Regions from separate parts of the Mus musculus genome. Here region 2 is linked to region 1. The links are chromatin loops, found by intact Hi-C in ENCODE. Cell type or tissue: heart. All regions are shown on one strand. Each heading gives the region's core, and the rest is flanking DNA. Links, peaks and the distances in the headings are about the cores only. Region 1 overlaps Kank1 (KN motif and ankyrin repeat domains 1). Region 2 overlaps Dmrt3 (doublesex and mab-3 related transcription factor 3).

Evidence for each region. Peaks named below come from ENCODE experiments on the same cell type or tissue, not always from the same donor. Only the 100,000 strongest peaks of a DNase experiment are listed, where the experiment ranks them.
Region 2: it touches region 1 in a loop (4-fold over the local background); 26 of 42 quality-filtered maps call a loop at or near these places.

The regions. Positions count from the first base shown.
Region 1 is chr19:25,338,719-25,343,106 of GRCm38, forward strand. The region is part of intron 3 of Kank1 (KN motif and ankyrin repeat domains 1); the gene reads left to right. Among named protein-coding and RNA genes, the nearest start is that of Gm52392, 60 kb to the right of the region's middle. In heart, for the core only: a CTCF peak has its summit at 2,503 (motif pointing right); no DNase peak of the experiment used is centred there; H3K27ac peaks cover 1,624 bases.
Region 2 is chr19:25,620,750-25,625,137 of GRCm38, forward strand. Dmrt3 (doublesex and mab-3 related transcription factor 3) reads left to right here. Exons shown (of 2, transcript NM_177360.3): 2 at 1,513-3,172. The coding sequence ends at 2,474. Among named protein-coding and RNA genes, the nearest start is that of Dmrt3, 12 kb to the left of the region's middle. In heart, for the core only: CTCF peaks have their summits at 1,986 (motif pointing left) and 2,185; a DNase peak (open chromatin) is centred at 1,972; H3K4me3 peaks cover 805 bases; H3K27me3 peaks cover 3,782 bases.

The DNA.
Region 1 (4,388 bases), core at 80-4,079:
TGTGGGGTCCTTGCTCTGTGAGCTGTGGCTGGAATCAGCAGCCCCAGCTTACGGATCAGTAAAGAGCGGTATTTTGGGGGCCCTGGAGGGATGGCTGGCTCGCCCTGCAATACAGGGAGGGTGGGTTGAGACAGTTGGTCTGACTTCATGTCTGTGAACTGGCTGTCTTTGAGATTTGTCTTCATGGTCGATTGAGAGCCACAGGTAGAAATCAATTTTCATGGTCTTGCTGTCTATCTGGGGACCGCCACAAGCAAGAGGCTGGTATGTAGCGCTGCTGTTGACAGAGCTGATGTCTGTCTATAGGATCCCGAGGAAGGTAGCGATGGCGATCTCACAATTCATTGTCTTGTTGGATTGTTTCAAACTCTGTCCAGGGCTCACTTCCTCTACTCCTCAGGCCTGACTGACAATAGGTAAAAGTCACTCTGAGTGTCAGCTTGTCCTTGTCTCCATGTTCCAAGAGAAGGTGGCCAGACCTGGACATTGGGGTTTGGGTCTTCATTAAAGAGGTCATGCTATTAACCCCCAAAGTTCTGTTGGCTAGCACTGGCCTAGACCATAGCTTTCTACTAAGAACAGCAGACCAAGGAATTTCACTAAGTTGCAGACACCAACACCGTACCAAGCCCAGCTCTCTGGGCCAAGTTCTTCACTCACTCTGAGCCTTAGTTCCCAATTTCTAAAATTGCATGTCTGTCTGGACTCTGTTTCCCTCTAGACTCTGGATTCCATCCAGAGCATAGGTGGGAAGAGGCAGAGGCCTCAACTGCTAGTTACATTGGAATAAAAATCACAAGACCCTCTGTCAATCACACTTTCTGATGTGTCCTCACCAAACACTTGAATATCTAGATTTGGGTTCCCTGCATGGAAGCCAATTCCAGACAAGGTAGGTTTTCTGTCCCTTTTGGATACAGCATCCTCTCTTGTATAGGACGACATCAGAAGCTTGGAGGCTGATGCCCTGGCCTTCGAATGGCACTGTTCCCATTTTCCCAGGGTTTTTGATCATTCATCTTCCTAGGAATGTTTCCGTTCTAGTCAGCTCCAGGATCATGTGACCCTTCAGTGCTTGTATGCCTAAGCCTATAAAACACAATGTTCTGAAATAAAAAGCAGCTTCCATTGCGTAAGGAACACACCTGCTACCCTGAATACCTGCCTTCTCGACCCACCCACATCTCCCATCCCATCCTTTGCTGACAGGAACCCTTCAGCTATTTTATACTTCAGATGGTTCTGAAGAAAACAAACAGAACCAAGTGTAGGACTAAGAAGGTCATTTTTGAGACCTCTATAGTTTCTAATATCTCATTACTAGTGCTAAGGACTTAGGTGGTGGACCCCTCTCAGGTGTCAGTCATTACCTAAACACAGATTGTAGGCAGCTCAGTGGGTGTACACAAAGATATGGTGAAAAGCCAGCCTATGCCAGCCTGTGTGTTTTGAATCAGGGGTTTCAATGTTGTCGTCTTCTTCATGCCTGCTTCTGTAATCTTTTACTCTGTGCCTTTAGATAAGGCTTTATAGTAAAACAGAAACCTTTTCTATCAGCACTTGGTACTTGGGAACATGTGGGTACCTGTCGAGGAATGGACAAGTGTTGATTAAGACTGCATCTGTAGAGTGATAAGTGAAGACGGCCCTGGCCACTGAACAGGCTGCAGGAATTGAAGGCAGACATGCTAGGAAGCCATTCTGGAGTGAGTAGAAGCTAGGTCATTGCTTTGATGAGGACACTGGTCACAGGTCTGGCTTGTATGTCAGCAGACCTCCAATGGAGAGTGTATGAGTTGGAAGAGACGCCAGAGGTCAGGATTCCCATTGTCCGATGTGTGTGTTTGTACCATCAGGACCCCATTGGGAACACAGTATACACACAAGCATTTCCTGATGGCTTTCACTTGTACACATCAATTTTGATTAGGGAAAATTTCATGGTAGCTTAGAAGAACATATAAAATAAACCATGGAATCAGTGGAGGAAGATGCTGGGACCACAGGAAGAGGAAGTGAGAAGGCAGGACAGTGTGCATCGTGTGAGGAGTTGGGGGCATGCTGAAATGGACATCTGCTCTGCTTGCTGTTCAAGGGAAAGGAGGAAGTGGGACCTGATACTCAGTTAACAGGGCCCTTGAGGTTCAATGGGCACCAACTCAAGAAAACCACAGAAAGTTACCACACGAGAGGGCCATGCTACAGCAGGACACTCTGAGGACAGCTGGTGGCAGTCCCTGCTGGAGATGGACAGAGATGTCCAGTGCTTTATGGGAAAATGGAATTTGTGCACCCCACTGTGCTCATGTCTGAAGTTTGGCTAATTCTTGCACGGAGCAATCCACATTTCGACGGCTTTCTACTGTTCCCTCTCCTCAGTGTTCTGCATGTAATGCCTCAAAGGAGATTGAGATGGGGGAGGGGGGCTTAGCCTCTGGGAGTTGCTTTAGAGATATTCTTTGGGTCCTGGGTCTGTCTATTGCCTCTCCCACTGTTCACTAGGTGGCAGTATTAGCAGCCTTTTGAGGAATTCGATTGCATTGTGACTGATTTTTTTTTTTTTTTAAAGGCAGGAAAGCCACTTAAAACCTCATGCTTGAAAGAGTCCTCTTGCGCTTCCTCCTTCCTCCTTTGTTTCCTCCTGGGTGGGAAGAGTTGCTGCTGGGGCAGCTGCGGGCACCTCTGGATGGCACGGAGGTTTAGACATGGCTTTACAAGAAGCTACTCACTGTAGTGTGTTCCACCAGCTCAGGGCGAAGGCTACCATGTTCCCAGCCATGTCCCTTGCTGCTTTCTCTTTGAACTTTTAGACCAGGGCAGGAGTGATTGACAGTCAATTAGAATAATGCCAATGTTATTATAGTTAATCAATAAGATGTGAAAATTGCTTTATAGAAACGGATATTCAGGGCTGGAGAGATGGCTCCGTAGGTTTGATCGTTTTCTATCCTTGGGCTTGTGTGACTATTTCTCAGGCAGAAGTTGTTGCTAGAGGAAGAATATTTAAGAGGCTCTCAGTAAGCAGTTGGTTGATTTGGCTGTTAGTCTCTTTACTTCTCTGGCTGATCTGCATTGGGGCAGTTTTAATGCAAGCCTCTGAATACAGGTTAGGTCAGCACACTACATTAGGCCTATGACACCGGGAACATATTTTACCTACTCCCTTTGATGTCTAAAGACAGAAAACAGTGGCAGAGAAGACACCATCTGGCGCGTGACTGACTAAACACACACAAGGAAGGGAAGAGAAAATAGGGAACTCTGCCTCCGGGTCTAGGAAAAATTGGCCCACTGCTCTTCTTTGGATAGCAGTATGTAGCCAAGGCTAGACTTGAACCCCTAAGCTTCTGGCATCCACCTCCCAAGAGTTGGGATTATAGACAGGAGCCAATATGCCCAAGATTGGAAGGGGAGCCAGACTGCCGTGTGAGTGGATGCCTCAGACAAGCCTGGTCAGGCCGAACAGCCCACAGAGAGGCTCACATTGGAGGCCAGCAGGAGCTCCTTTGTAAGCCTGATTCCAGAGTTGCCTCCTCACCCAGCAACAGCACAGCACCACACCCTGACTGACGCTGAAAGAAATGTTGTTTAACGCAACCATATATTGGGCAATAAGGAGGACCTTCTCAGGTCTAAGTAAATTTAGAACTTGTTCGGATTAACAATACCTTTTCTCCCCTGCTTTGAGCCAGGGTCTCTCTCCTGCAGCTCAGATTGGCTCAGTCTCAGTATGTAGCCAAGGCTGGACCCCTCAAGGTCTCTTGCATCCACCTCCTGAGTGTTGGGATTATGGGCAGGAGCCAACATGACCGGCTGTGGGTTTTCACTCCTAGACTTTTCATTTTCATCTAATCCCCAGAGTGCTCTCATTGTCAGGTAACCCACAGGGACTCAGGGAAGCCTTTGGTAACGAGCCAGTGGTTTCTTTGGATGTAGTTAATGTTAAGTCATTTCTGGAGCAACTTGAATTAACCTTGGTGGATCCTGTGCTGGTTGTTAAAGTAGGCATTTAACTGTTAAGTTACTATCAGGCTGTGTAACTCAGATCTTTATGTTAGTTTACAAACCCTTTGTCACTTCTCATAGCTGGCATTTCATCTAAGTGTGATTTAGCTTCATGTTTTATAAAGGAATACTCTTTATTTATATTTTCTTAATACCAAATGTCACCATGGGAACTTTACGGTATATAAGCCATCTTTAAGGACTGTGCCCATTCCCTTATCAAGTTTATATTCTACAGGTAACACTTGATAAATGAAACCCAAAAGCTAAGAGAGGTGGGGAGGCATGGCCAGCATCTAGTGTTCTGGTTTTCATTTCCTTTATTTTCTCAAAAATGCCCGCTCTTATTACAGGAGTTTATCTGAGGGGTTTATTCCTATCCA
Region 2 (4,388 bases), core at 192-4,191, 280 kb after region 1:
AGAGTGGCCATTGGGAGCAAAGGGGGGATTCATTGGGTAGACTACAAATGAACCCCAACAATAGAAACCTAGTTTCTACTAAAGAGCAGTGCAATGGAAGTAGCAGTTTGGGATGACTCTGAGTTTGTATTAGACATGGTTGAAAGCTGCATGTTTTGTTATAATCTGAGAATGCTTTAAAACACTTACGTTTGGCTGCAGGCTTTTGTTGGCTTATCTGGTGCTTAAGACCCGTGTGGTGTTAAAGAAATGAACCTCAATGGGCCTTTGTTAAAAGCTTTGAAAGTAAACAACAACAGGTAGGAGGGGGTGCCTTCTGGAAGCTGCTTTGATGAAAGTTCACCTCTGGCTATCTGCACACAAGCAGGTTTGCCCACAGAGAGGCCCACAATGAGGCTATTCAGGCCAGAAGAGAAGACGTAGATCCACAGTCGCTCACAACCTGACAACTGCCTCATTGGGACTGGTTTTGTTTTCTTTTTTTCTTCCTTCCTTCCTTCCTTCCTTCCTTCCTTCCTTCCTTCCTTTTTTTTCTTCCTTTCTTTTTCCTTCAGATCCGTTACTCTAAGCAGCCACTACTGGCACATTTTTTTTAAAGGATAAAAAATCTCTGCATGTAGTTTCCTAGTAAGACAAAATCTGTTCCTTTATTTACAGTGAAACCCAGAGCCCCCTTGCCCACTCCTTCTGACTATTTAGTACTGCATCGCTCACCTCTTTGGTAACATCCGAGGTTAAAATGTCACATTGGCAGCTGGTCTGTTTCAAAGCTAGTCTTGGCTGTATTAAGAAAATTCTTAGTTATCCTTCCTCCTTCAAACATACTTTGAAGTTGCTGTAGATCCTTTCCATGGCACACCAGTTCACACAAAGGCACCCATCTACCTCTTCCCACATATGGTGGACAGTTCCCAAATCTTCCAGCCATTCCTTTCTCCTCCATCCGGAATTTGAACTGGCTCCTTGTATGGCCTTTGGTAAGGGCCAGGCAGCTGACTTTGCCTGGCCCTTCAGTGGCTTTTTACAAGTGATTTCAGGGGTTGTGTTTGTCTTTCACTTAGAAACTATGTCAATGAGTTATTGTACATGATAACCTGATTTAAAAACAAAAAACCCTGTCTGGATGACAAGCCCTATTTAGCATAAAACCAGGCCATGGAAAGCAGATGTGGTTATTAAAGTGATTATGGGATGGTTGCAGCAGGTGATCATGGCCAGAGCCCCTCCTGTGGCCATTTCCTGTGCCCTGGTCAGAGTCTCACAGCCCTGCATGTGGGTAGCCATTCTGTTTTTAAGGCACGCTTCCTCTCCTACAGCATTCTGAGAAAACATTGATTGCACCATCTTTGTTTACTGACCCCAGTCCCTGACTCCCTTTGCCAATGACTTTTGATTTCTTCTTTAAAGGCTGGCAGTGTGTTATGACCCATTGAGCCAAACTCCCTCATCCCAGAAGGCTTGACTCTGAGCACATCAGGAAGGGGTTAACCCAACTGTTCTCTTGCCTTTCAGATCTGACAGAAGAGAGAGTTGGGGACAGCAGTTCCACGGACAACACTGCGGAGGCCTTCAGTGACAAAGACACCGATCAGAGGAGCTCCCCAGATGTTGTCAAAAGCAAGAACTGCTTCACTCCGGAGAGCCCCGAGATCGTGTCCGTGGATGAAGGTGGGTACGCCGTGCAGAAAAACGGGGGCAACCCCGAGAGCTGCCCCGACAGCCCCAAGTACCACGCTGAGCAGAGCCACCTCCTGATCGAGGGCCCATCGGGGACCGTCTCTCTGCCCTTCAGCTTGAAAGCCAACCGGCCACCCCTGGAAGTGTTGAAGAAAATCTTTCCCAACCAGAAGCCCACTGTCCTGGAGCTCATCTTGAAAGGTTGCGGGGGCGACCTGGTCAGTGCCGTGGAGGTCCTGCTGTCCAGTCGCTCCTCCGCGGCTGGGGCGGAGCGGACGGCCGAAGAGAGCCTGGTGCTGCCCTCTAGCGGCCATATCTTTGAACACACGCTGGGCTCCTACCCTATCTCTTCCTCCAAGTGGTCCGTGGGCTCTGCCTTCCGTGTCCCTGACACCTTACGCTTTTCCGCAGACTCCAGCAACGTGGTCCCCAACCCCTTGGCCGTGCCCCTGCAGCATCCTTTCCCCCAGCCACCTCGGTACCCGCTGATGCTGAGGAATACTTTGGCCAGAAACCAGTCGAGCCCCTTTTTACCCAATGACGTCACCCTGTGGAACACCATGACGCTGCAGCAGCAGTACCAGCTGAGGTCCCAGTATGTCAGTCCATTTCCCAGTAACTCCACTAGCGTCTTCCGGAGCTCGCCCGTGCTCTCCTCCCGCACCACCGAGGACCCTCGGATCTCCATCCCTGACGACGGTTGTCCAATCGTGACAAAGCAGTCCATCTACACAGAGGATGACTATGACGAGAGGTCTGACTCCTCGGATTCTAGAATACTCAACACGTCATCGTAAAATGTACCTATGGGTGTTGCCAGGTGACATTTTATGTGTGTTGGAACCCTGGACGTCCCCCCTCCCCTTTCAGGAGAGTCCACTAATACTGTATACTCTTGCCTCCTGTTTGACAAAGTGACTGTGCTTGATAGTCTATACATTAGCAATAAAAACATAACTTATTTAATTCCCTGCACTCCACTGGAAAATGCCAAATAGCTCTGCTCTGTGGATTTAGTGCTGAATGCTGTAAATGAGTTTAAAGCTGAGGACGCCCGGGAAGGCCGGGCCAGTGTGTGGGGGGGTGCTAGTTGAGGGGGGTCAGCTTTACTCCCTAAATTCAACCCGGAATGTTCAGTGGCATAGTACACTTGAATGCCATTTTGTAAAAGAGAATTCCTCAGGACACTGGAAACCTTAGGGAGTGGTTCGATTGCCAACCGACTATGAGCAGGGACGTTATCTGACTGCACTCAGACTAGAGCGGACTGAGCAGGCAGGCTCTTGTTTAAGCTCGGGCCGTTTTCAGAGACAAACTTCATTAAGAATCATCCTTTTCACATGGCTGAATGGAAACACGTGTTATGTCAACCTAAAACCAATCCCAGCTGTGAACTGCATGAGGCGTATCGCGAAGCGAACACAAGATTAAGCTTTGTCAGGTTAATGTAGCATGCTAAGTAAGAACTCTAGAAAAAAATAAACTAAGGACGCGATCTTGGTTGATGTCTTTTCTGCTTCCGGAAGGAAGGTCTCCAAACACAGAGCCTCCCTACTAATGCATGAGTCCGAAACCAAGACACTGTTCAATGGGGACATGTCGTAAACTGGGCATTCATTGCCTGTACTGGTGGGGCCGGGCAGGGGTTCAGCAGGTGTGGGTTCACTCCCTAGCACTCCAAACTGAACAGTTAACAGCAAAACACGGTAAAATGCTAAGACTTTACAGCTGAGTGAGAGAAAGGAGCGAGGTGTGTCCAGTCGAGACCTGACACCAAACCCACTGGGTACATGAAGTATGTGAACACCGTGGCTCCAGAAGTCCCTCAGCCTCACATTCAGAATGTAGGTGTGAGCCCCCCCCCCTTCAGGACTTCTCCCCTCTTCTCTGGGAAAGCGTTCTTGGGCTACCATAACTTACTATTCCTGTTCTTCAGCATGCCTGAGAGGTGGTGATGGCTGCTTAGGTCAGACAGTCATGCTATGAATCTAGAAGGGAGAGCGAATAGTCAAAGCACAAGGGCCTCTTCATGGGGCGATGCAGGGAGCACCCCCCACCACATGTATCAGCTTGGAGGAGCTCTTGAGTGATGTTCGAAAAGGGTCGCTGTTCATCCTGAGACTCCTTCAAGCCCAGAACGGCTCTGGGAGAAGGGCCTCATTCAAAAGAAGAATCTCATTTTAATTTCCACAGGGTGCCTCTGGAGTGAGCAGTCTTTGAGAGAGAAAGATTTCTTTGTTCATCACCCTCTTTGAGGTAATTTGTGAGTTCACTAGATTAGAGAATGGTTTTTCTCTCTCTCCCTTGGTTGCTTTTCTTCTCAGACCTGTACCGAGCGAAAACTCTAAGGTCTAAACTCTTGAACTGAGAATCCCAGTCTAACTTGACACAACAAGGTAAACCTCACTGTGTAAGCACACGAGTGCTTGCTCTAAGTCTAGTACCCACTGGGGTCATTTACTAGGTGGGTACACAGTTGGGTACACAGAAGCAGAAATGTCTGTTTCTGGAAACTTCACATTGGTAAAGGACCTGATAATAATATTACAAATATGTGGTCCCCGTTGTGCCCAGGGAAAAGAAGGTGCCGTGAAACCTTCAAGTTACTCCTGGTGTTTTCTGGTGAATAGTTTTGAGAATAGTTTTTACCCCGCTGATTTGGATTTTGGAAAAGCAGCAGCAATCTTCACAATGGGGTGCAAGTAGTTTCC